6 separate regions of the Mus musculus genome follow, and all the other regions are linked to region 2. The links are chromatin loops, found by intact Hi-C in ENCODE. Cell type or tissue: gastrocnemius. All regions are shown on one strand. Region 1 holds the start of A930018P22Rik (RIKEN cDNA A930018P22 gene). Region 2 overlaps Fbxo3 (F-box protein 3). Region 3 has its middle 6.2 kb from the start of Mir1902. Region 4 has its middle 12 kb from the start of A930018P22Rik. Region 5 has its middle 4.3 kb from the start of Cstf3. Region 6 holds the start of Cd59a (CD59a antigen).

Region 1 (5,000 bases), 88 kb after region 2:
GTTAACTTGATAATTTTATTTTATTTTATTTTTTGCTACCTCCACAAATACATCTACCTAGAAAACAAACATAAAGGCTGGACTGCATTTTTGAGAACGTTTTTCTGAAATACTGGGAACTGAGAAGGAGATGGGAGTACCCCAGCCCTCATGTCCACACCAGCACAATGGTTAATTCAGATTAGTAATAAAAGGCTGTTTTGTGTTTCTTAGAATAGCATGGCCCTTAGATTATGGCACAAACAACCTCCAGAAAGAGCCAGCCTGCTGCCAGGAAGAGGGACTTGAAGATCAGAGGCCAGGAAGACAGCCGTAGCCTTGCCATGGTGGGACACAGAGTCCCTTATAAAAACAGGTTCTTGATGTCACAGATGAAAGAATTTTAAAAGCAAGACACAAAAGGGAACTTGAGGGCAATGTATTGGAGTTAGAAAGAGAAAACAACAGGTCATGCAGCGGGAGGGAAAGATGCCCTCTTTGGTTCACAAGCCAGAATGTGCCCATGTTCACCAGCGACCATCTGCAAGCAACTAGATGAGGGGCAGATGATGACATATATAAATATTTCACTAACGGGAAAGCTGCTCTTGAGCACACCTACTTTATATTTCATCATTTAGCTCAGGTTCCTCTTGTTTGAGTAATAAAATATCCTTTGCTCTTTGATGCAGGAGGTGGAGGAGGGGCTCAGACCTATTTTACAAACAACTAAACAGTGCTATTGAAATGGGTTAGTCCGGTACGAGCATTGAGTGCTCCTGCAGAAGACCCTGATCTGATACAGTCTCCGGCACCCATATCCTCCTGACCTCTGTGGGCATCTGAGTGCACACACACACACACACTCATGGTTCCACACACAATAAAACTTAAAAAGGAAAAGAGAGAAAACATGTACATGTCCAGCGACATGCTAGGCATGGTGATGCTCGTCTCTGACGCCTGCCAGGTAAGAGAGACAAGAGGATTGCTGGAATTATGTGGCCGACCACATGGGAAGTTCTAATCCAACTTGGGTTACACAAAAGCAAACAACCAGCCTCTCCTCCAAGTCAAACTGCTTGCCCAAGACTAGCAGTCTGGATATCAGACTCCATCTTTTGCTGCCCCACCCCATGTATTTAGCACATATCTGTATACACAAGTTCGCTCACGGAGCTGAGCCTGCGCTTCCATGACCTCCAACCCTCCCTGCTCATTCCTGCAGGTGATCATTAAAAGAGTAAGCAGCCTGAAGGAAATTGACTTCTCCTTAGTTACTGGCTCATAGTTCATAAAAATGAGCTGTACATGTCTCTTGGACAGAACATCCAGTTCTCAGGGATGGGTGTGGTGTTTGAGGTGGGCCCCATAATTTCCTTTTGGTGTTTTGCTGCCTGTCAGCTCCTGATAACTTATGTGTTCAGAAGAGAATTAAACTGCATTTCATAAAAAAAAAAAAAAAAAGTTGTTTGCCTCAGGGTCATTACAAACTCAGACTGCTTCCCCATTTCCAGAATATTCCATAGCATCTCTACATTTACCAGAAAAATTTCCTTTTCTCCCTCTGTAGAGAATGAAGTCAGCCACACATTTTTTTTCAGTTTCTAAATAATGAGTCAAGATTGCTAGGACAAAGGGTCTGGTTGTTAGGAAATATTTTCCACTCCCTGATAAAAGGAGAAAGCTGAATTTCTCTCTCAGCCTCGGCCAACTCTGTGTGCAGTATTAGCAGCAGAAAAGAATTGAAGGCTTCTGGGAGGAGTCTAGGGCCCGAGACTAAAGTGTGCCTGGGCTATTTTGGGGCGGGTAGTGCAGGGCAGCAGCTGCACCAAAAGAGGTCAAGGACGATAGCTTTGCCCGAAGCTGACTCGTGGGGCGGGGCCTCTGCTCTCCAGAGCTCCGCCTCCTAGGGGCGTAGCTAGAGCGAAGGGTGGGGCCACGCTCCGTCGGGGCGGGGCCTGTGGAATCTCCGAACTCCTAGACACGGGGCTTTGGCGCGCGTCTCCCGGCGCGGGGTTCCTCTCACGCAGCCTCCCATTCAAAAGATGCCGAAGGGGCGGCGCGGCAGCCAGAACCCCAAGATGAGCCAGCGGCCGGCCCCGCCCCTCTACTTTCCGTCGCTCTACGACCGGGGCATCTCGTCGTCTCCGCTGAGCGATTTTAACATCTGGAAGAAGCTCTTCGTGCCGCTGAAGGCGGGCGGGACGCCGGCGGCCGGGGTGGCAGGAGTAGCGGGGGTCCGATCCCTGCCTCTGGCACCCCCAGCTACGGTGCCGCCGCCGCCGCCTGGCCTGGGTCCCCCCAGCGAGCGCCCGTGTCCTCCTCCCTGGCCGTCCGGCCTGGCTTCTATTCCCTACGAGCCTCTGCGCTTCTTCTACTCGCCGCCTCCAGGCCCCGAGATGGCAACTTCGGCCCTGGTCCCCGGCTCCACGACCCCCTGGCTCGCATCCGCCTCCCACCCTGAGGAGCTGTGCGAGCTAGAGATCCGGATTAAGGAGCTGGAGCTGCTCACAATCACTGGGGACGGCTTCGACTCCCAGCGCTGTGCGTGACTGCCAAACGAGCCCAATCCTAGCTGCCTTAATTGCCCCCTAGAGTCAGGCAACAGAATGTGACCCCAGCCCTAGGAGTTCCACCCCCAAATATCTGTCCTCCAGAGGTTCAGACCCCCACGTGCTGAATTTCAACCGACCCCTGCCTCCCCACACACCTGAGCTATTCAAGCCCTTTAGTTTTAAACCCTTAGGGGCTAGCCCTTGAAGTAATTTGACACTGACTCTTCACACCTGAAGCACACTCTTCTTAAATTTAGCAGTCCTACACAGTAAGACCACATTTCTGTAATCTAGAGCTCCACCCACAACAGGCTCCCTATCTCTAGAGACATTAATCTTCAGTATTCAAATCTTAAGCTGGGTCTGTGGGTGGAAGGAGATCATAAGAATCGCCCAGACCTTGAAGCCCCACAGTCATTCACTGAGGAGCCTTGGCCTCTGCCCTTCCCTGGGCCCCAAACCCTCGGACAAGATCTTGGACTTTGACATCTGGTCTAAAGTCTGAGGTTTTGGGGATCCACATCAGAGCAGAACAAGTGCTGATGTAAGCAGGAATCCTCTGGTATATGAACAGATGCCTCTCTAGCGGACAGTAAGGCAGTTAGAGCCAGCCATATTTCCAGAAGGACTAATTAAATTGCTCAGGAATTAGTAGCCTGAGGCTATCCTGATTCACCCCCTGTTCTAAGGCTTGAATTGGACTATTAGAGGAAGGCACATGGCTCTGGAAAGATAATTTCACCTCTGCAGCACAACAGGTTAAATTGGTCCTCTCTGCCACATAGTGGGGTGAAGTATGAAAAAAAAGATACACGTAGGTATGCATGGTCATTGGGATGCTCTCTAATTCATCTCTGCAGGAGACATACATAGCCGCGGGAGGAAAAAGTCCCCAGAAATGGCCTTTTCAGATGTGTGAGTTAGATAAGGTTGGGCTTCTAGGAGATTTTAGGGTCGTGCATAATTACTTCTCAGAATCTTGCTCTGGAAGTTAGTAAATTGCTTCTCAGGGTGTAGATGGTACATGCCTGGAATCCCAGTACTTAGGAGGCTGAGGCGGAGGGATCAAGAGTTCCAGAGCCACCTGGAGCTATATAGGAAGACCCTGAAAACCCAGCCACAGCTGAGTCTGTTTTGCTCTCCTACAGATAAATTCCTGAAGGCGCTGAAAGATGAAAAATTACAAGGACTGAAGATGAGCAGGCAACCTGGAAAGTCGGCCTCCTGCTCCTGAGGAGCTGCCCCCCACGCCCCCCGGAGCTGGGCAGCTGCCTCCTTAGGTGTTAGTGCTTAGATAATGTGTCCTAGTTGTTGTCATTTCAAAGATGGTTATTTTCTGTTCTGTATTTACTACTGTTATCATTGCTCTCAGCACATACTTCACATACAGTGCCCACTTGCATGGTAAATCTTATAGCCTCTTTCCTCTGGGCTGATGCTGGGGCTCTCCTTCATGGGATATGCAGTTGTTGTCTGGCCTGCTATTCAGAGTCTCCTGTGACTCAAAGAGTGGACCCAACACTATCACTGCCAGACATACTGGGCTGGCCAGTGTATACAAGAGACTCAAAGCCCCGGCAATAAATCCTGGTCCTGATGTTGGCTCTCAGCCATATAGGCAACCCTCGAACTAAATTTAGAACTTGAGTTGCCCTTCATCTCAGTAATTTTCATTTTTAGAAGTAATTTGTGCTTCAAAAATTTCTTTTTGAAACACAGAATTCTGGTAATCTTTTTAAAGACATGGTCTTTCTAAGAAAATCACATATAACACTTAAGAGGTATTTATCAAGTGCTTATTAAACACTTAGTCCCCCGTGTAAACACTTGGAATTGGGGATGGGGAAAAACATGAGTGAACTACAAGAAGGCATCCTAGAGAATGACATGCCAATCACAAAGAATGACATGTCAAACGATGAAAGGGAGAGGGCAGTAAGGACAGCCAGACTATATCCCAAGGAAGACAGAGTGGGCTTTTAAATATGGTCTCTTTGAAGATATAGCATATTTTGTTTACTGTTTTGAGATCAAAACTATGTAGCCCAGATTGACCTTGAACTCCAAATCTTTCTGCACTTGCCTCCCAAGTACTGGGGTTACAGCTGCATACTACCATGCTTGTTCAAGAGGTAGCATTTAAACAATGTGGGGAAGTGATTGAAGATCATTTCCCTATGTGGGAATGTTCCAGGCAGAAGGGCCAATGCAAGGGCTTACAGTGGCGCAAGCCAGCATTGGTGAATCCTAACCATCAGGTGAGATGGCAGAGCAGAAGGGGTGAGGGAAGAGGGGTCGGGGTGAGTGCAGAGGCACTCATTCATGTAGGGTTTTAGAGCCATGGCCAGGTCACAAGGCCTCTATGACACGAGGAGAGTCCTTGGAAGTTTTCAGCCAAGGTGTCACAGGATCTGACTTGTGGGGCTACTGGTTCTACCTGTACTGTTCTAGCTGTCAATACGT
Region 2 (5,000 bases):
TTGAAGCCGGGTTCAGTCACACACACCTGTAACCTCAGCACTTGGGAGGTAAAGAGACAGGGATCATAGTTCATGCCAGCCAGAGCTACGTACTCTGTTTCAAAAGGTTTGTTTCCAACTGATACCTTTTTAGAAGTAAGTTGAAACTTACTTTGTACTGATATACTATTCATATATTTTGTTAAGAACTGGGAAACTTGAAAAAATTAGGCAGAAAGTGAGAAAATAAGTGACCCTACCATGACAGTAGTAACTATTCATTTTTTAAAATGTATCATTTCTTGCTATCTAGTTCTCTTTGTAGCCAAAAAAATAAGTTAAGAAAATAAAAAGGCAGAGTTACCATAAACTCCCAATAAAGTGTGTTGGTTAATATCAAAACTACATGCTAAGCCAGGTTTGTGGTACACATTTTTAATTCTACCATTTGACAGCTAGAGGCATGTGGATCTGAAATTCAAAGCTATCCTTACCTACATCGATAGTCGAAGGCCAGCCTGTACTACATATGACCCTATCTCAAACAAAGGAAAAGAGAAAAAAAAATGTTAATATCATTTCAAAAGATTTTTTAATCTTGTTTTTTAAACCTAGGGAAGAAAAAGCCGGGAAGAGTCAGTGCTGGAGATCCCTCTTCATAGAGACCTACTCAGACGTGGGGAGGTACATCGACCATTACGCCGCCATTAAAAAGGCCTGGCGTGACCTCAAGAAGTACTTGGAGCCCAGGTGTCCTCGGATGGTTTTATCTCTGAAAGGTACTGGCACACAGAGTCCCCCGTCCACATTTTAGTTAGTCAAGAAGGAGTAGTTTAAATAACTTCAGATCTCCTGTGTATCTGACTGACCCAACCTCTTCCAGGTCACCATTCACACTTTACTAGCCAAGCAAGTGTAATGCTGATATTGTTAGAGATTTTTTGATTGGTCTTGGAATCTATATGGTTATTAAAATAAAAAGCTGAACTACTTCATCATTATATTTATTTTACACACACTCTCTCTCACACATACACACATATATTATATATATATATATATATATATATATATGATGCTAAGATTGTTTGAGAATAACCATTATGATTTATTTTTATTTTTTGCAATGATGAGGATTGAGCCCAAGGTCTCATGCATTTTAGGCAAGTATTCAACAATGGAACTATACCACCAGTCCTAAAAATGATTGTTATTCTTATTGTCATGTGTATATTTTTGTGGTATGCATGTGTGTACACAGGTACACATGGATGTACATTCATGTGTGGAAGTCAGAGGACGTTACATGTCTTCCTGGACTGTCCTCTGCTCTGTGTACTGAGTTGGGTTTCGTCCTGAGCTCGCTGACTGGGCTAGTGCAGTAGCCAGTTTCCCCAGGTATCCCGTCTCGGCCTCCCAGATGCTGGGTTACAAGTTGGTTGCGTCCCACGCTCAGCTCATATGTGCTTCCTGGGATCCAAACTCCAGCCCTCATGCTTATGTGACAAGTGCTTTATTCACCGAGCCATTCCTCCAGCCCAAGATTATTTCTTTTTTTTTTTTAAAGATTTATTTATTCATTATATGTAAGTACACTGTAGCTGTCTTCAGACACTCCAGAAGAGGGAGTCAGATCTCGTTACGGATGGTTGTGAGCCACCATGTGGTTGCTGGGATTTGAACTCCGGACCTTTGGAAGAGCAGTCGGGTGCTCTTACCCACTGAGCCATCTCACCAGCCCCCAAGATTATTTCTTAATTGAAAACTTGTATCAGTACCCTTTCCTGTTTGTGCCTGTCAAATGTTGGGTCATTAGGCATGTAAGATAACTAAAAGAGTGAGAAAACCTTTTTGTTTGGTGTTTACAAAGTAGTGAAACTAAGGTTTCAACTGAGGCTGATCTGACCCCAGGATCAATGCTCTACTATATTGCCTAATTATGGCTAGAAATATTAATAAGGTATTTCAGTGTGATTTGTTAATACCCATGAGGATGCACTATTACTGCTCATCTGCTTCCCACCTGAAGTTTCCAGACTTACTCACTAGGTGGCGCCATGCACATGCTCTGGTTTTGGGAAGCTAGCGTTGGAATGTGTTCTTCCTGACTCATTAGAACCCATCTTTCTGAAATAGCATTCCCTTCTCTTCAGATTCCCACTGTAATGTCTCATGAAAATGTCACTTTCAGAAAAACCATGATGTGTTTATTAGAAGGCAGAATAAATGGTTTTAGTAGATGGAGTAGGGTGGGACCCTGGAGTCCCCCATTAATATCACGACAGCTTACCCTCTAAGAAGACCTGAGTAGTGACACTCCCCTAGCCTGGGGGTAGCTGCCTCAAGAGGACAGAGATCATCTGAACAGAAGTCTTCAGTGGTGATAAGTCAGATAGGTAATAGTTTATAATAACTGTTACTAAATACAAAGGTAGACACTCATTAGACACACTTTCCAAAAATCCTGTAAGGAAGATCATTATTGTCTTTTTGTGGAAATAGTACTAGTTTAGGGCATAAAAGACCAAATTTGCCATCAAAAGGTAAAAGGTAAATTCAGGAATTGACTTACTTTGAAAGTATAATCTTTACTTCAGTTGTGGTTACAGGGAGAGGACTGAGCCCATTTTGTTTAGAATATCTAAGGTCTCTCTTTTCCGCATGAGGGCATTTAGAGTGTGAGAGTGCAGTATGGTTGTTCTTTCCGACAGACTCATACCTCCTTGTTCTTTCGTCCTTTGGCATTCCTAGTTCCTGTGCCTGTTGTACATCTAGCTGTCAGATTTCTTGGCCACGTCTGCTCTAGTCCTAGGTGCCAGTTCTCAGGCTTGCCAGGAGTTTTGGAATCGGGTTAACTGGGAACATCTACAGTGCTGGGGATGCTGGGAATTTCAGGCTCTGAGTTCTACACTAAGTTAGGAACCTGGCTGCTGACTCGGGCCACAGTCCTCATTCAGCTTTAAGGTTATGTAGGTGTCAGGTTCAAGAGGAAGTTAGCAGCAGATAGGTGGTAGACTTGGGGTAAGGGTCATGGAGCATCCTGAGGTTAATTGTGTATTTTCAAATCATATTTTCCTTGTATATTGGCTTAGAATTGAGCTGGGAGTTTAGTAATCCTTTAAAGGAGCAGACTGTAAATATTTTAGAGTTGGTAGAACTGACCCATAGTTTCTGTGACAGAGACCTGTGTTTAACTCTGCTGTTAGTTAGTCTGTTGTTTCTGGGGAACAGCCTTAGACAATACAGAAACAAAAGGGAGTGGAAAAGGGAGTGGCTGGGTTCCAATAAGAAGGATTTAGCCTCTCAGCTATTATTTACCAAACCCTGATTAATTACTAGTACCTTCACTTCACATCAAAGAAAAGATACAAAGAGAGTTTAATAATTAGTAAGCAGCAGAGATAAACCCAGTCTTGGCTTCTGATAAATCGTCACAGCTTCCTCTCTGAGTAGCTGAGGGGAGAAGAGAGTAGGTGAGTATTTACTGAAAGCAGTAAGGCACTTTATAAATAAATATGCACATGACATTTCCCTCCTTCCACAGCTCTCGCTAGTGGGCGGCATTAGCTCATTGTTTTGGAGAACAAGGTCAGACAGATGCAATCACACACACACACACAAATACACATATTGAGGGAGGGAGGGAGGGAGAGAGAGTGAGTGTGAGTGAGTGAGTGAGTGAGTGAGTGAGTGTGAGTTCACTCTCCACAGTAAGTAGTAGGGCTAAGGTAAGGACCAGTCTGGCTTACTATAATATATTGTCTCTTCTAATCTTAATTTTACTGAAATGTAAATATATATTCCCTTATATCTTTCTGTTAGCTAGGGGTGTTTTTACTTCTTAATCTTACATATTAAGTAGTCTAACATGTAGCACATAGCATACAAATGTTAGCCTCTTTCCTTATCTACCATACTCCTCCTGGCTTTTATTCAGCTTGGTTTCTTTTCTATCAAACTCTTTATTTTTTACCTTTTCTTTTATATGTGTATGCAGAGTACGTATATGTACATGTTAGTGTGTGTGCCTACTTGTGTGCATGTGAAGACCAGAGCTTGATGTGCCTCACATCTACCCTTTTGTTTTATTTTTTGAGACAGGGTTCCTCTGTGTAAAGCTCTGGCTGTCCTGGAACTTTCTCTATAGATTAGGCTAGCCTCAAACTCAAAAAGGTCCACCTGCCTCTGCCTCCCACTGAGTGCTAGGATTAAAGGCATTGCCACCACTGCTCAGCCTACCACCCTATTTCTTGAGGCAGGGTCCCTCACTGAACCTGGAGCGCATTGATTTATTAGCTGGACTGGTCAGCCACCTCTCGGGATATGGATGTCTCTGAGTCCACATTCTGGGACTGCAGTTACTCAGCACAATGCCTGGCACTGAAGGGTGCTAGGGATCTGAATTCAAGTCCTCATTCTGGCAGAGCAAGAATTGTTACCTTATATAATTCTTATATACTTTACAACATACAATTCATATTCTACCTATATACACTTACATAAATATATTTATGTTATATAAATAACATTAATTTTAGACTAATTTAGATTTGTAGAGGGTTCTGTATACGTCTCAGTTTCCCTAGTATATCACACTAGAGGGCATTTATCAGAACTAAACATTGATTGACATCTTGTTACTTTCCCATTGGATTGAGACGTCATCAGACTTTGCATTCAGTCCTTTGTGTTCTCCCCGGATCTAGTGTAAAGCATCACATGACATAGAGCTGTCACCTCTTTATAGCCAGCAGTGGCCCTCTGGTTCTTTCCTTGTCTTTTGTGACTTGGACATTTTTGAGAAGTACTCATGGGGTGTTTTGTAGAAAATATCTCAGATTGGTTTTGTCTGATCTTTTCTTCATGATTAGAGTGGTAGGTTTTTAGGAGGATTCTCTTTAGTTGAGATGTTTGCCATCATTAGTGATGTTAATGCTATGTAAATATGTTTACAGACCACAGCGAGTTATTTACAGACTCAGTGAGTTATTACAAGGTCAGTGCGTTCATGGAAACATTTT
Region 3 (5,000 bases), 390 kb after region 2:
CAGCTGTCATCAGTTCCAGCAGACAGAGAAGGGTGTGGCTGGGCTTCCTTTCAGTCTTCCAGAGTAATAAGCCTACATAATATTTTACAACACTGGATACTCAAGAGCTGGGGAGGGGGTCTCAGTGGTAAGAGCACTTAGTGTGAAAGCCAGAGGGCATGTGTTCAAATTCCCCAGCAGCCAGGTAGTAGCTGGGCAAAGTTGTGTGTACCTACAATTCCAGCACTGGGGGTGGGGTGGGGGGGTGGGCTGGGAGATGGAGAGGGGAGGCAAAATGATGAGTTTCAGGATCCGTGAGAAGGAACCTGACCTAAAACACAGACAGACAGACAGACAGACAGACAGACAGACACCTGGCATCCTCTTCTGGCCTGTGCCTTTACAAGGGCCTGTGCATATCTACACACATGTACACATAACTACACTACACTACACTACACACACACACACACACACGAGAGAGAGACAGACAGACAGACAGAAACAGAGAGGGAGAGGGAGAGACTGAAGACTTGTCTAGCAAAGGAGAGTGACAACAGAGGCAGGCACTGGAGTAAAGGTAACTGGACTCAGAGAACCAGTAGCTGATGGTGGGAAGGCTGACACATGTGTTGTGCTGTGTGGATTATTCAGATAAATCTTGGGGACCTGGGAAGGACAAATTCATCAGCATATACAAGCAAAGTGGTTCTGTCCAGAAACATGAAGACAGATACTCTATGGAGGAAGCAATCCTGAGAAATTCAGGTTAGAGGAACTGCTGGACAGTGGAGATAAGCAACAGACTAAGTATGAAATCCAAGACATCACAACTTAGTAAAGAACGTAGCAATTGGCCAAGGACAGAAGAGGTGTTGCATAACGGAGGTGGGATAAGATAAACCACTCTTCACAGTGGCAATGTTTTGCATATTACACCACATAAGCCTCTTCTTCCTCGGCTCATTTCTGTAAATACTCCGACCATGATAGGGGCCTTTGTAATACCTTCATAAAGGTCAGGAAACCATTTTAATGTTCTTCTATTGATAACAACCTTGCAGGGATGGCTTGCACTCGCCACTTTACACTAATTGGGCTGTACATCCTGTAATCTCCATGCTTGAGGTTATTTCTGTCTCTGCGAAATGAGGTGTGTTTCTTCATGTTCAATGATAGCAGGCAAGTTGCTTGAAATTTGCCAGTGGATTGGCAAACACTTGACAGGCTGCCTTCTTGGCTGTCTAGAATTAAAAACGTGTTGGAAAACCTGGCATTTGCCTATAATTCCAGCCCTTAGAAGGCTGAGGCCAGAGGAGTATAAATTCAAGACCAGCCTAGGCTACATAGCAAGAACTTAGGTGGGTAGATGGGTGGGTGGGTGGGTGGGTGGGTGGATAGAGATAGATTAGATAGATAGATAGATAGATAGATAGATACATACATACATACATACATACATACATACATACATACATACATACATAGAAAATGATGTTGAAGAAACCATTAATGTAATTTTCACTGAAGTCTCACTATTAGCTGCACACTGTGAACAGGAGAAAATGAGGAAAGCATGTGACAATGCTTGGCCACCATCAGACAGAACAACATGTCACTAGTGAGATGTCCCAACATGACTTATGGGCTTATGGGCACAGGGGCGGGGCACAAACACTCATGTACCAACCATACCTGTTCATCAAAAACATCTTAATAAATCAGTTGTGTTAAAGCAGCTAGTAATGAAATAGTCATAGCCTGATTTTTTTTTTTGTCAAATCATGGCTGGATTATAGTCTTATGCTACATGCATATATGAGAGTTTGGCAAAAATGTAACCAACACCCTTTGATTCCATCCTATGAAAGCCAATGTGGAATTATAAAATATAAGTACTTGCTGTGTGCTACCACATTCTCTATATTCATTTCGAGCAACCCGCCCCCCCTTTCCCTGCAGGTCAGTAAACATTTACTGGACATGGAAGACATAGTCAGGAAATTCTAAAGGGGCAAAACTATGAAACTATGTGGTGGGAGAAGGGTGGGTAAATGCATAGATGTCTTCCTTCAATAGACTTGGGGTACTGTCACTTTTAAAAACTATTTGTAAAAGTAAAAAACCTCTCACATTGTACCATACTGTCCCTGGGACACAAATATACTGCCCTTAGTTCTGCTTTGTTGTTTTAGATATTACAGAACAAATGTTTAGCGAACACTTTCTCCCCCTGCTGGCCATTATATAACATTGCATTATATTGAAGAGAGTGACCAACTGTTAAACTGGATGCTCAGACCATCTCAGGCCTGATTAACTTGCTTGGTGTATGCTATGCATTTCTATTGAATTCCTTGCCAGTATTTGTCTTACTGAAAGACTACTAGTCACTGTCCACTGGATCTGCCATGGCCAGTCACTTGCTGACTCTCAGGCCTGAAGTGGACCCTCCACGCTATCTGTTGGCTTCATCTTTTTTGCAAGCCCTCAGCTCTTTCACTTAACAGAGTAAATTAAAGTCCAACCCTTCTTAAAAAAATCATAATTCAAAAAATGACAAGATAGATTAAATGTAAGCCTCCAAATTCCATTCCACAGCCTTTTCCTATGTGTGTTTGGCCTGCATGTATGCCTGCCCACCACCTGCAATGCAGTGCCTTCAGAAGCAAGAAAAAAGGAGCCAGTTTCCCTGTTGGAGTTCAAGACAGTTGTGAACTACTGCCATGGGGGTGCTGGGAACTGACCCAGAGTCTCTGCAAGAGCAGCCAGTGTTCTTAACTACTGAACCATCTCTGCAGCCCCAAATTTATTTACTTAGAAAATATTTTAGTACCTACTGCAGGCAGACACAAAGCAAATGTCAAAAGTATAGCATCTACAAGATAAAAATGGGTTAAATCCAGAGTTTCCAGTCGGTGAGACATACTGAATCAAAGGAGAGATGGGAGCTATGGTAATGTCTCATAAATACAGGCTAAATAGTGCAGACATTCAACATAAGAAAAAGCATAAGTCAAAATAATAGTATGCATGATATAAAATGCTCAGAAAAAAATGAGATTTATTCATCTATGCACGAGTGCTCTATCTGTACATACACCTGAATGACCGAAGAAGGCATCAAATCCCATTACAGGTGGTTGCGAGACACCATGGGGTGCTGGGAATAGAACTAAGGACCCCCGGAGGAGGAGCTGCTGCTCTTAACCACTGAGCCATCTCTAATACCGCAAAATACACAAAATTTAATATTGTATTTATAAAAGAAAGAGGTGTGGCTTATCAGTTAAGGCTTGTGAAGGACCTGGGTTCACCTTCCAGTATCAACATAGCAGCTCACAACCATCAGTGACTGTAGTTCCAAGGGACATGGCACCTTCTTCTACCCATTACACATACCAGATATGCACATGGTGCACACACATACATGCATGCAAAACAATCAGACAAATGTAAAAATTAAAAATAAGTAAATCTTTTTAAGGAAAAAAAAGTGAGTTCTTTGTATTCTCTGTCTCTAATGCTTAGAACAAAACCAATCACTTTGCATTGAGAGTATGGGCACTGAAACATTGGAGGATTATAAATCATGCAAAAAAAAAACCCAAAAACTTGTTATAAATATCAAATAGAAACAGTAGAAACTGGGCCAACAAAATAGCTCATCGAGTAAAGGCACTTAGCATATAAGCCTGGGGGCCCAAGCCTGGTCCCTGGAGCCAGTGTAGAGATGTATGAGAAAGCCAACTACACAAAGCTGTTCTGATTTTCATATGTGCACTGTGGCAAATGCTCTTGTATACAAACACACACACACACAGTTTTTATTTTTAATTGTCTGCATGTATAGTAACTATTTGAAAACTGTAATTTTTTTGAAGTGTGTTTCTCTGAATTTTCCAGGCATGTGGCAACATGAACAATTCTCTGTGATAGAAAATATACTACTTTTACTTCCTGTGACTATACTTATCATACATAAACCATAGGGTCAATAACATAGGACACTATCACAAGCAGCACAAAACCTCCCATGACAAGGACCAGAGATTTCATATAAAAGCTAAAACTGCAGGAGAAAGTTCTAAAACTTCACACTCAAGAAATGTCTTAGGGAACACAAAGTAAGAAATAGTGGCATATTGGGCTTCATCCAAATTTAAACCTTTGGCTCTTCCAAATACTATGTTAAACTAAAAAAATGCTGGGTGTGTGGTGCACAGCAGACCAGCCTGGGCTACAGAGAGTTCAAGGTCAGACTGGCTATATAATGTGTCTTTTCTCCAGAAAGGGAAAAGGATACATTATATTCATAATACAAACCTCTCAATCAAAGGCATGCACTGGCCTCCCCTTCTTGTATGGACTGCAATACCATTGTAGAGAGTTGTCACGCCTGTAGCCTACTCTCCATGGGTCAACCAGAGTCAAATTTTACAAGACATAGATTGGGTTGCATTTGAGCACCTAAAATCTTTTATAGCTTCTTGGTGTCTGGAATTAAGTCCACACTCCTTCCTTTGGCAGAAGGCTGCATGCCCAACCCCACAGTGGCATTCTGTCTCACCCCACCCATGCACTGAGCTCTCCGAGTGGTCTTAGAAGTGCATGCAGGGGCTTTTTTTTTTTAAAGATGCATTTATTTATTTATAAGATTACATTTATTTTATGTTTGTAAGTACACTGTAGTTGCCTTCACATACACCAGAAGAGGGCTTCAGATCTCATTACAGATGGTTGTGAGCTACCATGTAGTTGCTGGGATTTGAACTCAGGACCTTCAGAAGAGCAGTCAGTGCTCTTAACCTCTGAGCCATCTCTCCAGGCCTGGAGCTAAGCTTTTATGCTGTTACCTCCCTGTGTGGCTAGCAGTCTACATACCTCTAATGTCACACTGTTGGCACTGATTTGCTTGGTCTCCCCACCACAGTGTGGTAAGGCAATGGACCTTCTAATGATAAACACCCAGTACTAGGAACATAGATATGCCCTAGCTATTTTGAATGACTCGTGGTGGA
Region 4 (5,000 bases), 100 kb after region 2:
GAGAGGAGTCTGAGAAGTCTATGGCATGAAGCTGCATGCTCTCCTGTTCTGGGTACAGTTAGGAAACGGCTTCCTTCCGTAGCATTGTGGGCGACAGTACAGGTCTTGGGTAACAAGCCATAGAAAGAAGCCTAGAGAAAACTTACAGAGGAGTCCTCAGAACACAGGGAAAGGATGAGGAGCCTGCCACGGAGAAACCCAGCCCTACAGCCATTTCTTGCAAGGTTCCTGGGCTGGGTCAACATCCCCTTCCCTCTTTCCATCCATGTTGGGAAGAGGACCTATGGCTGAGGCTGATTGAAGCAGAGGAGTCTCTGGTTCCTAAATAAGGAGTCCTTGGAGACAAAATGTCCCATGGTCTCCTCTGGATCTCACTCAGAATTGCCTCTGCCCAGAACCCAGCAGGGATGCAGGGAGCTCACCTGTCATCTTGTTGCTGAACTCTCTTGCCCTTTGCAGCCAGCTTCTCTGCAGCTTTAGCTGTTAAGGAGCTGTAAGAGTAACCTAGGGTTCAAGGGCATTGATTGTGAGTACTCGGTTCTTTAAAGCAGATGAAGGTCAGCAGAAGGTTACGTATGCCCCGTTTATCAATCCTGATTATGCGTCACACAAGCCTGTCTTCATCCCAGGGCACTGAGCAAGGAAGGAGACAGAGAAGCCACGACAGCTGTGCAAATGTAACCCCTGCTTGTTCTCTCTCTCTCCCTCTCCCTCTCTCTCTCCCTCCCTTCCTCCCTCCCTCCCTCCCTCTCCCTCCCTCCCTCCCTCCCTCCCTCCCTCCCTCCCTCCCTCCCTCCCCCCCCTCTCTCTCAGGAGCTGGATACCATTTCCTTCAGGAACCGTCTCCAGATGTTTCTCCCCAGTCTAGCTTACGTGTTTCTGCTCTGAGTTCCCTTAGCACCCTCTCTCCTGGCACTCAGCCACCGGGATGCGCTGACATTGTTATGTATGGACAGAAGGATCGTCTGCCTGTCCTTCCCCCAGATCTGGGTGATCTTAGGGACGAGGGCTGTGTTGCCATCAGCTCACCCTGATCCCACGGTTCTGTTCACACCACACATTCCTCAAATGTGTTTTGAGCACACTGATGGCTACTAGCCTGAGAGGGAAAGTTGCCACTCCTGGTCATATGTCTGACTTCAGATCCAGCCTACTGAAACATTAACTTATATAAAACCAGACGAAAAGTTGATTTATCAGAGGTGCCACAGGTGGCTGAGGATAATAACTATATATGATTTATGCAAAATCATAAGTGTATTTGAAACACTGTGAGACTTTTTGGGGGGCATTTTTGGGTAACTCAATGCATTTCATGTTTCTTGATTATGAATGTGAGAGACAACATTGTGTTGCTATTTCAAAAGGTTATCTGGGCCAGGCGGTTCTTTATTACATCACAAGTATAGAAGGCTTGAATTCTTTTCTGAGACCTAGGGATGAGCCTTAGACGTCCCCTTTGGAGAGGTGGTTTGCAACAGTGACTAAGACTGACACCTCTGAGCTCAGCTGGGTCACAAACCCAGCACACACCAGACATAGTAACACATACTTACCAGCCTCCACATCTGAAGGAGCGATGGTCATCACAGGTGGTTACAAGGTACGTTAACGTATAGGAAGAACTCAGACTATCATCTAGCTCAAAGCAACAGCTTGCCCATGTCTCCACTCCCAGACTCACCCAGGGCAGTGACTGTTTATCCCAGTGTAGACTCCTGCAATTCTGAAAGCAGCACACACAAAGTAAACCTGAGTCCTTCCCCAATGTGTTCAGTCATGTGTTGATTTTTTTTCTCTTCTCTTCTTGTGTGGAAAGCATGCACAATAACAGACTGTCGCGGGTGAACTGAGGTAGTGCCTGCAAATTGCCTGGCTCTGCTGCCTGAGGTCTCTACTGTTGTCTCAGTTTCCTGGGCGATTTGCATTAAGGTCTCTTCACATGTTTCTCATAGTGGGAGCCACTAGATGGCAGCATAGATTCACAGAGACACAGAGGCAGCAGTTGGAACACTTAATGCAAAAACAAGCACAGGTGTAGCCCTGGCCCTTCCCAGAGGTGGCTGCCTGCTTAGTGTTCTACTTGCCCCTGGAAAATATGCCCTTTTTAGATTTGGTTTCAAGGTGAATGTCCAGTTAGCAAAGAATGAAAGTAACTATACCAGACTCATTGACTGATACTACCTGTATGGGTCTGCCCGGGCTGCTGCTGCAGAACATTGCAGAGCCAGACGTGGTGGTGCACACCCAGAATCCCAGCAGCATGAGAAGCTGAAGCAGAAGGATTACATTTTCCAGGTCAGCCTGGGTTATGGAGTTAGTTCAAGACTGGACTGGACAACTTAATAAGAGCCCACTGCAAAAAGGGAAAAGAAGCCAGGTGTGTTAGCACACACCAGTAATCTTAGCACACTGGAGAGGTGTGTTAGCACACACCAGTAATCCTAGCACCCTGGAGAGGCAGAGGCATGGGGGTTGCTATCATTTTAAGGTCAGTCTGGTACACACTGAGAGTTCTAGGTCAGCTAGGGCTATATAGTGATTCTGTCCCTCCAAACCCCAAACAAGTGAAAAGAGTCATATCTCATTCATATTTACCACCCCTACCTACCAGTAAGATGTGTTCAGACCCTTGCTTATATACACACCAGGCAGCATACATCTGTGATGAGCCCGGGCCACCTCAAAGCCTTGCATCTCAGTTAATTTATTGATAAGTTGTTCCAAACTATTCTTTTTGTTCCCTTTAGCCCATATCTACCAACAAAGATGGAGAATGTTTTCATGAATAAATAACACACTACCAGGTCTGGGTTCCAAAGCAAGGATGGGCAGGGATCCTCTCAATTGCAGGACTCTACTGTAAACCACATGGAGTATTACGGTTTGGGTATGAAACATCCTCTCAGGATGCCCATTCACAGACGTCTTGAGTCCTCCATACCAGTAATGCTTAAAAGTAAGTTTGGGGGAAGTGACAGGGTCATGAGGTCCCTGTCTTCATCAGTAAGTTAACCACTGATAGACTTAAAGTCTGAATAGACTATTTAAGAAGGGTGCAGACCTGTGCAAGGCGAGGACTGGTTGGAGGAGGTAGGGACTGGGGGTGTGTGCCTTTGAGGGATAGTTTTCTCTGACCCTTTTCTGCTCATCCTACTCATTCTGTCTACCACGAGGCAAGCTGTTCAACCCTCCCTGAGGTTCATGGTGATAGAACCAGCTAACCATGGGCTGAAGCCCCTGGAACCCAGAGCCAAAAAAAAAAAAAAAAAAAAAAAAGAAATCTTTCCTCTTGTAAGGGATGATGTCAGAGATTCATCACAGAAGCAAAACCAAACCTTACACATTGCCCCTGAGCAGATAATGTAGGAAGCCCAGGCATGTTCTCAAGAGGATCTTATTTCCCACTGGCTCACCACGTGACATTGAGGCTGTGACCCATGCTGTTTGAACAAAGCAGACTGTGCCTGATGACTGTGCCCAACCTGTTGATATAGCAAAGCCAGCTGTTCCATGAGGTTGCTGGAGTGCCCTGGGGAGTTGAGTACACAGAAGAATTCTCCCAGAGTGATGGGAGGCATCACCACAAGCAGAATGTAGGGCCCTGGAGAGAGCTGCATCGGATCCCTCTCTCCCCACACTGATGAGTGGTAGAAGGCTTTCCTTCCTCAGCACCGTTACCTCTCCCCAGGGTCCTTAGCTTCCTCTCTGCTTGGCTGGCTTATGGGTCACCTGGGTTCTTGGACAAAAGACATATCCACAGAGGATAGGTCAGTAGCGCTGAGTACAGGAGTCTTTGCTAGGTGACCCATGGGTGACATACCAGCTCTGGCAAAATAAAGAGATCCACATTATCGGGAATATTCTTGGAAGAACTTTGTGAGTTACAGTGACCACCATGCTCGCAAAATGCCAGGCTGTAAGCTTCGCATTCTGTCTCCCCCTCCACAGTGTCCTCTTCTGGAGAAAGCTTCTCAATGAAGTGAAGACTCAGAGACAGGACATACGTTGCCCAAAGTCACACAGCTACAATGCAGTAAAGGCGGAATTCAAACCTCCATCTGGAAGGTCCCAGATCTTGATGTGGGTGCAATGGTTCAGGTCTGGAATGTTCTCCACAGACAGCGTGTTAACAGCAGAGGAGACTTTAAGAGGTGGGTTAGTGGTTTTAGATCATTAGGGACATTTCAGAAAAGGGATCTTTCCTGTTTGTTTCACTTCTAGCCATGAGCTGAATAGCTTGGTTCCACCACAGGGGCCCTGCCATGTTGCTCTGCCTCACCACACGCCAAGGCAATAGGATCAATTGATGCATAACACTGAACCTCTGAAGCCAAAATTCAAAATAAACTTTTCCTCCTTTTAAGTCGATTACATTAGGTATTTTGGTACAGTAACAGAAAACTGAATTGCACAGTAGGGATCCACTTCATGTATGACCATTGGCCACAAAATAGATTCAGAGCCAGAGTGAAATAGTTTTTAGGCCCCAAACTGAAAAGATTTCCGTGGCTTATCACCTCATGTGTGATTTTTAAATCAAAATAATACTAAGCTCTAAAAATAAGTAGGAAGAATATCAGTAATGGTGTCTCCTTCCCTCGCCACCCCGAGTACTGACATTGACTTCTGTCCAGATACTGAGTTATATGAAAGGCCTCGCCATCCTTCCCAACCTCTCCACTCCACTTCATGTCCTCTCGTTCTATTTATTTATTATTTGTTTATATTTATGTGTATGTGTGTGTCTCTCTGTGTGTGCCACATACCTGTAGGTAGCTACCAAGGCCAGAAGAGGGTGTTGGATCCTCTGGAGCCAGAGTTACAGGCAGTCATGAACCACCTTCTGTGGGTGCTGGGAACTTTCACTGTGTCCTCTGCCAGGGCAGCAAGCACTGTTAACTGAAGTACTCCCTGTCTAGCCCAACTCCCTCTCATTTGACACACCAGGCTTTCCGAAGCTCCCTCTCCACTTAAGCAATTTCATATCTACAAGGGTC
Region 5 (5,000 bases), 550 kb after region 2:
GACATTATCAGTCTTGGCCACATTCCTCTAGATAGATGCATGGTCCTTAGCACCAATGGTATGGTTGGCTGAGGCTTGCAGAGGCCCAGGAACTTGCTGGGGTCATTCTTCATGTTGAGGCTGTGCCTGCTTCCTCAAGGTCCAGGGCAAATAAAAGTAGTTTTGAAATAGTAAAATGATAATTTTTTGTTTTGTTTTCTTGCTCAGTTTACTGTAATATTGTTCTTTTAGGGTTTTGAACTCCCTACTACCCCAATGCTAGCAATTGAGCCCAGAACCTCTCATATGCTAGACAAGCACTGCAGCTCTGAGTTGTACCCCCAGTCTGATTCTTTTCTTTTGTATGTGTGGTAGTCTGGAGGGGTAGTTGAGACAGCATCTTTCTCTGTTGTTCAGGTAGCCTCAAGCTCTGTTTTTTATTTTATCCTCAATCTCTATATTCTCCTGCACCAATCTCTTAATCTTTTTTTTTTTTTTTTTCAAGACAGGGTTCCTCTGTGTAGCCCTGGCTGTCCTGGAACTCACTTTGTAGACCAGGCTGGCCTCGAAATCAGAAATCCCGAGTGCTGGGATTAAAGAGCGGCACCACGCCGCCGGCTCTCTTAATCTTTTGATTGCAGGCTTGTGCCACCACAGCTGCCCTGATTGCAGAGGATCTGGATTTAGCCCCCAGCATCCACACAGCAGGTCATAAACCTTGGTGACTGTAGTTTCTGAGGAGCCAATGCCCTCTTCTGGCCTCGTCAAGTATCAAATACACATGGAGCACACAATGTTTCACATGTTACAAGCTAAACAATCACACACACAAACAAACAGCTTCTTGCTAGGTGTAGTGCCCACACCTTTCATTGCAGTACTCAGGAGGCAGAGGTGGATAGGTTATTGTAAATTCTAGGATATCCTGGTCTATATAGGGAGTTCCAGGCCAGCTAGTGAGACTACATAGAGAGACACATAGTCTAAATAAATAAATAGATCTTTTATAAATAAATATAATTGAATACCTTGGTGTTCTTAAATATTATTCAGACCTATTTTAATTTTAAAAACATTTTAAATTCAAGTTAAGAGAGTCAGATTAAATTTCAGGTATGAAAAATATGTTCAGTCAGCATTCTAAGTCAAGATAAGTCATTGTAGACAGTTCTATCAGTGTATTGAGAATTTGTTTCTTGAAAGTGCTGCACATACTTTAAAAATAAAATTCCTGATATATCTGTGACCCTTTTACACAGGCTTTTGAAATATTTACCCATCCCTCTACATAGCTGAAGTCATGTGTCTGTCAAGCTTTTCTCTAAAATAAGTCAAAGTATAAACAGAAGACAGAAGTGGAAAGAATCAGCTGCATGGGTACAGAGGCTGGCCATACCCAATATATTTAGAGCGAGTATTTGTAGCAAGTGTGATTTATACTTGCCCATGATGATCAGCTGTAACTAGGCTGGTTTGTTTGTTTACTTACTTGCTTGTTTTTGTTTTGTTTCTTTTCTTTTCTTTTTGGTTTTATAGTTGTTGTTTTGAGTCAGGATCTCTCTATATAGACTGGGCTGGCCTCAAACTCTTGGATATCCCCTGGCTTCTGCCCCCCTAGTGCTAGGAACAAAGGTGTATGACACTGCTCCAGTTAACCAGGTATTTTAACTAAGAAATAAGACCCAAGTCTGTACTGCAACACCAGACACCAAGCTTATCACCAAGCCCAGCAACGACTATTTTTAGAATTCTGATGAAAATTTCTAATAGATTTTCTCTTTCTTTTCTCTTCTCTTTTTTCTTTTCTTTCCTTACCCTTCCTTCCTTCCTTCCTTCCTTTCTTTCTTTCTTTCTTTCTTTCTTTCTTTCTTTCTTTCTTTCTTCCTTCCTTCCTTTCTTTTTCTTCCTTTCTTCGGAAACAAAGTCTCATATATCACATACTGGCCTCACCTGTAATCAAGGCTGACCTTGGATTTCTGACCCTCCTGCCCCCCTTGTGCTGAGATTATAGTTGGTATCACAATGCTAGCCTCCAAGTGAATTTGGGATAGATTGATACATACATACATACATACATATAGATATCTACAGAGAGAGAGATATATCAGTAGGTTTGCCACCGCTGCTTAATCTTTAGCTATAACCTGTATTTGCTGCCATCTTGGGGACTCATAGAACCATTGCAAGTGCCCTTTTCTTTCTGTTCTCTGCCTTTCTTCCCCAAAAGTTCTCACGAGGTATTCCAGACTATCCTCAAAATTCTCAGATCTCCTTTGGGTCAGCTCCATGAGTTCTAGAATATTTTTTTTTAACAGTTACACTTTAATTAAATCAGGACTTGTGGGTGCTGAGTCAGTATTAGTGGCATAGTTATTAAGATAAATGTGGGGCTGTGAGTGTAGCTCACTGACACAGGAAATGTTTACAAGAGAGATGCCTACATCCAATCCCCAACACTTCAAGAAGTAAACATGGATCCTGTGTCTTTCCCTAAGATTCTTTTTGCCAGTGATGATGGCGATGGGATTAACACCTTTAATCCCAGCACGTGGGAGGTAGAGGAGGCGGATCCCTGAGTTTGAGGCCTAGTTCTACTCTAGAGAGTTCTAGGACGGCGAGGGATATGTGGAGAAACCCTGTCTTGAAAAACTAAAAGAAGAGGAGGAGGAGGAAGGGCAGAAGAAAGGAAGAAAGAAAGAAAGAAAGGAGAGAGAGAGAAAGAGAGAAAGGAAGAAAGAGAAAGACAGATGGACAGAATCTGCCTTCATAAGATAGTTTTGTATATTCTTAGTAATTGATGGGGAAGGGCCTAGCCCACTGTGGGTGGGCCACCCCTGAACTGATGGTCTTAGGCTCTTTAAGAAAGTAGGGGAAGTAGGAAGCCAGTAAGCAGCAATCCTCCATGGCCTCTGCATCAGCTCTTGCCTCTAGATCTAGACCCTGTTTGAGTTCTTGTCCTGGGGATTGTGGTGCACACTTTTAAAACTAGCATTGGGGAAGTCAGAGGCATGTGGGTCTCTATGAATTCCAGGTCAGCCTGGTCTACAAAGTGAGTTCCAGACCAGAACAGTCAGGGCTACATAGAGAGATCCTGTCTCAAAAACCCAAAAGGTGAACATTTTCTAAAATAAATGAGATAAAATTAAGCATAATTCCGGAAACTTGGTTGAATACTGATTTGTAGAAACCTCCTTTAAACACATTTTGGGGTTGACGGTGTAGCTCAGAAGCTAGTGCTCAGAAGACGGTGAGCTTGATCCAGCACATATTCCCCAAAAATCACACTGTTGAAAGAGATGTGAAAATGTAGATGTAAACTAGATCGTAATTGATGTCAGGAAATAACTGTAAGCTTTCATGGATATGATAAATGGTCTTGTGAATATGAAGAAGAAAGTCCTTATTCTCAGAAAAAACAAACTGATTCATTTAGAGAATGAATTTAATTTACTTTTAAAATATTTTGCCAAAAAAAAAAAAAAAACCCAAAATAACAACAACAACAACAAAAACCCCAAAACCAAAAAAAAAAAAAAAAATCCCACGTCAGGTGGTGGTGGCGCACTCCTTTAATCCCAGCACTTGGGAGGCAGAGGCAGGTGGATTTTTGAGTTCGAGGCCAGCCTGGTCTACAGAGTGAGTTCCAGGACAGCCAGGGCTATACAGAGAAACCCTGTCTCGAAAAACAAAACAAAACAAAACCAAAAAAAAAAAAAAAAAAAAAGTTAACAACCAACCCAAAACAAGGAAAGAAAACCACAAATACACCTGTAAATACATGCATATAAAGCAAAAAATGCCAAAAATGTTAATCTCCTGAAGTGGTAGGTCAGTCTGTCTGTCTATCTATCATGTGTATCTGTTTAGGTGAGTGGGTGGCTGCACATGCACCATGGTGGAAATGTGAAGGTCAGAAGACCACTTGAAAAAGTTGGTTCCTTCCTTCCACCATGTAGTTTCTGGCTGTCTTGAAGCTTGCTCTGTAGACCAGAGCTGGCCTTGAACTCAGAGATCCATCTGCCTTCGCTTCCTGAGTTCTTGGATTAAAGGCATGAACCACCACTGCCTGACTCTAACTCTGCCTCTTAATTACCAGAATTAAAGGCTTGTACTACCATGCTCAGTTTGGGAGTTGTTTCAAGTAACATTCTTTCTAGGTTCTCTATAAATATGCAGAGATGGATTTCAGGTAATCAGGTCTTTTAATAATGCTGACTACTTTCATTGAGGAGCCTCAAAGATCTTGATCCAGCAGCAACCCAAAGGAAATTCATTATTAATGTAGACTTTATAGGGGAGAGGTCTCTGAGTTTATCGGATTAATTAAGGCACTAGATAGGATATACGGAATGGTGGGTTCTTGTAGTCTGGCAAGATCATCTGTGATCTAACAGATATAATGGTATGCCTCCAGACCCATTATTCTACAAGTGGAGTCAAGAGAATAAGGAGTTCAAGCTACATGAGACTCTTGTCTCAAATACAAATGCAAAGGACCAGCAAGGACTTAGTGGGTAATGATGACAGCCATCAAGCCTGACGACCTGAGTTTCATCCTAGAGGCATTTACATTGAAAGGAGAGATCAGATTCCCATAGGTTGGCTGAACACACAAAAACAAATAATAAATGTAAAAAGAAAATTAAAATAGACAAAACCTGATGGGTGGTGGAGGCACATGCCTTTAGTCCCAGCACTCATGAAGCAGAGGCAAATAAATAGATCTCAGTGAGCTTGAGGCCAGCATGGACTACATAGGTTGAACTCTGTCTCAAAACAAAAACAAAACAACAACAAGAAAAAAAAAATCAAAAACCGAAACAACAAAAAGACAACACCCCCAACATGTAACATAAAACCTAGAGATAGCATAAACCAGCCTGCCTCCATTTTAGACTTGAAAGCCATCTTATAATAAAGACAAGCCATTCCTGTTTAAGATTGGATCTTTGTTTCTCACGGATTGGGCTATGCCTCACCTATTATTTTAACTACTAATGGTTTTATATGGCCTATTCCAG
Region 6 (5,000 bases), 61 kb after region 2:
GCTTACCCCCAAACTGTCTAGACGCTGAAGATTCCAACAGATGTCAAGGGCAGTTTGGCTAACAAAAGCCATGTTTATAGCTGATGGTGCTCTCTGGCTTCTGGGTCAAAAGGAGTGTAGGTCTCACAGGCTTTAAAAAGTCTTTATAGATATTCCCTGGGGCTCTCATTCTTTCCCTGAATCACTTGGCTTACCTTAGATAAGTTTGTGGGCCGTCTGGCAGCCTCTTCAACCCCCCTTATCTCATGAGAATCTGGCAATAGACCCAGAGCCTCTCCTTACCTTTAGGAGTGTTAAAATCACAATTGGGACCAGTCAAAGGAAAGGCTGCATCAGTATCAGCCCGGACTTGAGTGGGCAGCCCATTTGCTCCAGAACCAATTTCCAGAAGAGGACCTGGAGCAGTTGCTGACCAGGTGGGCTTGTGAGTCAGCATGATGGAATCCAGAAGACCTGTGAGAACAGATTGTCTTTCTGAAAGTGGGCCGTCTGTAATTTCCAACTGTAAAGATCATTACTGGTGAATGGCACCTATGTCATGAACTGTCTCCCCTGAGCATCTGGGGCCCCATGCCCCCGAGGCGTAAGGCCATAGTAGAGTCGGCCTTCTGGGGGCCCAGGTAGACTGTAAGTGGAGTCAGGAGAGTCAGGGGCTGCTTCTCCCTCTGCCTGTGTTGGCTGGGCAGGGACAGTGATGGCAGGAGTAGGAGAGGGACAGAGATCCTCCTCAGGAGCAGAAGGGGAGAGCAAGGCAGGGGGCCCAGGCCGACCTTACTTTAGAGGATTAAGGGCAGGGAACATCCAGGCTGCTGACAAAATATGTCCCATCCAAACAGGGAGCTTCTTGACCAGGTATTGCCATGTGGTGATATATAGAGAGCTTGGTCCAGGTGGCCCTGGGCTCCAAAACCACAGCCTTCACCCTGTAAATGATGGGGAGATGGAAAGTCCTCTCCTCAGGCCATGCTGCTTTATAGATGGGTCATTTGTTCCTGCAAAAGTTGGTGAGTTTGTGGGGACCAGAGTCTTCTGAGACTAGGTGAAAGTCCTTAAAATGGTTCAGGACCAAGCCCAGTAGGGTACTCTGTGCCCATCCCATCCTAGAAATCAAAGTTTGTACAAGAGGACAAATAGCACAAATCTGTTTAGGGCATCCTAGCTGGTGACTCCCCACTCTTCCTATTTGTTTTGGTCTACAAGTGTTTTATGTACTTCTTCTATAGCTCGGAGACTCTGTAATTGTTGGTAGGCTAGGGAAAGAGTGGATGTTCCTGACCTCCTTTGTCATTTGGGACACAGCAGATACAGACTCACTGCATGCCAGGGGATAGATACTACAGGTGAAAACAAACAAGGACGAGGACGACTACGACGACGACAACAACAACAACAACAGCCCCACCAGGAAATGTTCCTGTGGGCAGAAAGACTTAAAAAAAGAAAAACCAACAGAGCATTTCTTGTTCCCTTAGGAGGCCAGCCTCTTGGAATGTTTACTCTTTTTAAAATTATTGTTCCCGGAGCTGGAGAGATGGCTGAGCAGTTAAGAGCGTCGACTGCTCTTCCAAAGGTCCTGAGTTCAAATCCCAGCAACCATATGGTGGCTCACAACTATCCGTAACGAAATCTGATGCCCTCTTCTGGAGTGTCTGAAGACAGCTACATAAATAAGTAAATAAATATTTTAAAAAAAATTATTGTTCCCCTCTGGCTTCCTTCCTGCTTATGAGTCTTTCCAAATGATAAAGGCACCTCTGTATCACAACTTCACGTAGTTCTGGCCCCTGGCCAGTCCACAAAGGTTTCTAATGACCAACGGGATTTTGTCTTCATTCCAAACAAAATAGATGGCATTTGTGTCTGAAGAGTATTTGGAGGCTGTCAGGACCTGAGAGTAGGAGCAAGCCACGATGTATGGCCTGGAAAGATATCTATGATTTGTCAAGAGATAGTTCTGGGCACTAGCAAACATGGGCACAAAAACATTGTGGTTTTGTTTGTTTGTTTGTTTGTTTGTTTTTAAAGAAAGGGAAAATCAAGAGCCTTTTAGGGTGTTAGTTAGGAGTAAGAAATCAGAGGGAAATGCAAGCCTTTCCTGTATCCTAGGTTTCCAGAGATTCTGGTTCTGGCAGCCAAATGCTCTCTGACAGAGGAAAAGGCAGTGACTAGAAGGCATAGGAGCCCAGGGGGTGTGGTGGGGGTGTGGCCATCAGTTCTTGGGCGTGGCCAGTGGATTTGGTTTGCATTGCTGTGTACTGTCAGCAGTCAGAGCATGAGCACAGTCACTGGCGATCTGAAAAGTGTCTAGAGCAGGATCTAGCTGACTCTAAGATTGCAGGTAAGCAAGGGCACAGAGTTGGCTGGAGCGGAGCCTCGGGTGGAAGGTGGGGGTGCTTCGGCAGCGCATGCGTCCGGGCTGTCCCTCGGGAGGCCTCTCTCAGGCCTGTACCTCTGACCTTTTTTGTTATAGCGATTTCTTGCCGCAGCCTGCACTCTGCTTCCTACTCAGCGGTTGCTGGAGCTAGGCATTCCCTGAGCGCCTGACTCCAGGGCACCCCTGGCCTCTCAGTGAAGTCGGTCTCCCGGGGCCTGAGGGCTAACCTCAGCTTGGAAGAACTCACTGCAGTTCTTGCTGAGGTCCAAATCTGTAGCTGCTCTAGTGGATATCTTTGGTCCATGGGCCCGGCCACCTTGCAGTCTGAGGGCAGACTTTGAAAAGAACCTTTCCTTTTCGTTCGTAGGTGTCGAAAGGAAGCTATTAAATCCTATTTTCTCATCAGTAAAGGGAAAGGACTTATTTCACAGGGTAGTGGTGAGCACTAAGGTAGCTCATGGTTGATCTCCTGGAATGTGGAAAACAGCCAATGTTCCGGAGACCCACCTCAGGGCACCTTTTCTCCAGTCCTTCCGGCCAGACACACAGAATGACCGCGTCAGAACGACAATCAAGGGAGCTCACAACATTTGCTGTTATCCTTCTGGGAAGACTAAGGAGGAGTTACCTCATTATGCCCTGACCATGCTGAAAAACGTTTGGCATGTACTTTGCTATAAATGAAAAACCTCCCTTTTCACTGGGCGGGTTGAAAGAAGTAGAAGGAAAACAAAAACAAAATCAAATGGACTTTAGGGTGGGAGTTGGGATGAGCCAGGGATTTAGGATCCTGAGATAAGTTGTTAAGAGACTGAGGCCATTTTAGGTGAAGTCCAGATCTGTGCAATTTCAAGAGCTCTGAAGTGCTTATGGAGCCACCAGGTGGCTGGGAGGGGCCTTTCCATTGTGATGGTGTTTTGCTTTGTCCTAAGCTGCTGATGTAATTACTGCTTTGAACTGAAGAAAGGACTTTTGGGGTCTGTTGTAGGCTTAGCTACAGCATGTCCAAGCCCGTAAGGCCCATGAGACTGCTAACACTGGGTTATGTTAAGTCACTTAGCTTCCAGACCTTGGTAAGTAAAAAGCAAGATACATCCAAAGTGATTTTGAGACTGCCCTGTTGTCTTGGATCAGGTAATTCCATCCCTCTAGCCCTCTCAGAACCTTTTCTCCCCCCCCCCCCACTTTTTTATTAGGTATTTATTTCATTTACATTTCAAATGCTATCCCAAAAGTCCCCTACACTCTCCCCCCCTCCCCTATCCACCCACTCCCACTTCTTGGCCCTGGCATTCCCCTGTACTGGGGCATATAAAGTTTGCTAGATCAATGGGCCTCTCTTTCCACTGATGGCCAACTAGGCCATCTTCTGATACATATGCAACTAGAGTCAAGAGCTCCGGGGTACTGGTTAGTTCATATTGTTGTTTCACCTCCAGGGTTGCAGACTCCTTCAGCTCCTTGGGTACTTTCTCTAGCTCCTCCATTGGGAGCCCTGTGTTCCATCCAATAGCTGACTGTGAGCATCCACTTCTGTGTTGCCAGGCACTGGCATAGCCTCAGAAGAGACAGCTATGTCAGGGTCCTTTCAGCAAAATCTTGCTGGCGTGTGCAATGGTGTCTGCGTTTGGAGGTTAAGGATGGACCATCCAGAGACTGCCCCTTTCAGAACTTCTTATAGGATGATGATGTTGCAGCTTTATTCGTTATGATATGTTCAGCCTTAAAGTACACCCCAAGTTCTGTGTGGTCGCAACCCAGGGTTGAAGGTGTCTGTGAAGCCTGTGGAAACTGCTGCTGTTAAAATCTTCAATCTGGCTGGGGATGTGGCTCAAGATAGTGCTGCATGGTGGCCTGGCTTGCGTTCTTCATATATTAAAAGTAAGAGAAAGAAAAGAAAAGTGGGGAGGGAGGGAGGATATCATGTATATCATGTATGCTTTTTTGTATTTGTTTTTGTTTGTTTTGTGTGTGTGTGTCTGTGTGGTTTTTTCCCTTAGCTGCGTTTATTTTGGAAGCTGAATTATAATCTCCATTTATGTTCACAGTTCTGAACTTAATCTATGCTTGAATGCCAAGCCGCCATTTTCCAGTAACGAGATTGTTGGTTATAGTAAGTTTGGGGGGTGGGGGTGGGGTTGTTCTGGTTTTTGTTTGGATTAGGGTCTAACTTTATTGACCAAATAGATCTTAAACTCTCGGGTCCATATGACCTTCCCACCTCAGCCACCCGTATATTGAAGACAGTAGGGACATGCCATCACGCTTGGCTTATCTCTCTCTATATTTTTTTATTGCTGCCAAATGAATGAAAAAAAAATGAGCTTACAACACAAGTTATCTTACAGTTCTTTCATCTAACTGGGGTCTGACTAGGGTCCACATACTGAGCTAAAATCGAGAAGCAGGCTGTTTTCTTCCTGCAGGCCCTGAAGGTTCCATGGCCTTACTCATTCAAGTGTTGGCAGAATGACGCCTTTGTGACTGGAGACCCCAGATCTGATTTCCTTGAGAAGTGTCTGTTCCTGAGCACTCTTAGCTTCTAGAGGCTATGAGTACGCTGTGGCCAATAGAGCTCTCCCTGCTCTGAAAGTTAGCAATATTAACATGGGTTTGTGTGGTTCCT

What was found. A loop is a pair of places that touch in the nucleus more often than their neighbours do. Peaks named below come from ENCODE experiments on the same cell type or tissue, not always from the same donor. Only the 100,000 strongest peaks of a DNase experiment are listed, where the experiment ranks them.
Region 1: it touches region 2 in a loop (6-fold over the local background); 22 of 42 quality-filtered maps call a loop at or near these places.
Region 3: it touches region 2 in a loop (4-fold over the local background); 22 of 42 quality-filtered maps call a loop at or near these places.
Region 4: it touches region 2 in a loop (2.4-fold over the local background); 22 of 42 quality-filtered maps call a loop at or near these places.
Region 5: a loop joins it to region 2, with 3.0 times the contacts of the local background. A loop is called at or near these places in 14 of 42 quality-filtered maps.
Region 6: a loop joins it to region 2, with 5 times the contacts of the local background. A loop is called at or near these places in 6 of 42 quality-filtered maps.

The regions. Positions count from the first base shown.
Region 1 is chr2:104,120,804-104,125,803 of GRCm38, forward strand. It overlaps A930018P22Rik (RIKEN cDNA A930018P22 gene), which reads left to right and starts at 1,966. Exons shown (of 2, transcript NM_026634.2): 1 at 1,966-2,526; 2 at 3,686-3,943. The coding sequence starts at 2,028. The coding sequence ends at 3,771. In gastrocnemius, no CTCF peak of the experiment used is centred here; DNase peaks (open chromatin) are centred at 1,915 and 2,274; H3K4me3 peaks cover 1,346 bases; H3K27ac peaks cover 3,425 bases.
Region 2 is chr2:104,033,002-104,038,001 of GRCm38, forward strand. It overlaps Fbxo3 (F-box protein 3), which reads left to right. Exons shown (of 11, transcript NM_212433.1): 3 at 595-758. Among named protein-coding and RNA genes, the nearest start is that of 4931422A03Rik, 7.1 kb to the left of the region's middle. In gastrocnemius, no CTCF peak of the experiment used is centred here; a DNase peak (open chromatin) is centred at 2,025; H3K27ac peaks cover 2,304 bases.
Region 3 is chr2:104,420,202-104,425,201 of GRCm38, forward strand. No RefSeq gene overlaps it. Among named protein-coding and RNA genes, the nearest start is that of Mir1902, 6.2 kb to the right of the region's middle. In gastrocnemius, a CTCF peak has its summit at 2,221 (motif pointing left); a DNase peak (open chromatin) is centred at 2,661.
Region 4 is chr2:104,132,655-104,137,654 of GRCm38, forward strand. No RefSeq gene overlaps it. Among named protein-coding and RNA genes, the nearest start is that of A930018P22Rik, 12 kb to the left of the region's middle. In gastrocnemius, a CTCF peak has its summit at 1,962 (motif pointing right); DNase peaks (open chromatin) are centred at 927 and 1,969; H3K27ac peaks cover 1,317 bases.
Region 5 is chr2:104,583,707-104,588,706 of GRCm38, forward strand. No RefSeq gene overlaps it. Among named protein-coding and RNA genes, the nearest start is that of Cstf3, 4.3 kb to the right of the region's middle. In gastrocnemius, a CTCF peak has its summit at 2,155 (motif pointing left); no DNase peak of the experiment used is centred here.
Region 6 is chr2:104,093,590-104,098,589 of GRCm38, forward strand. Cd59a (CD59a antigen) reads left to right here and starts at 2,212. Exons shown (of 4, transcript NM_007652.5): 1 at 2,212-2,338. In gastrocnemius, no CTCF peak of the experiment used is centred here; a DNase peak (open chromatin) is centred at 2,312; H3K4me3 peaks cover 2,489 bases; H3K27ac peaks cover 2,389 bases.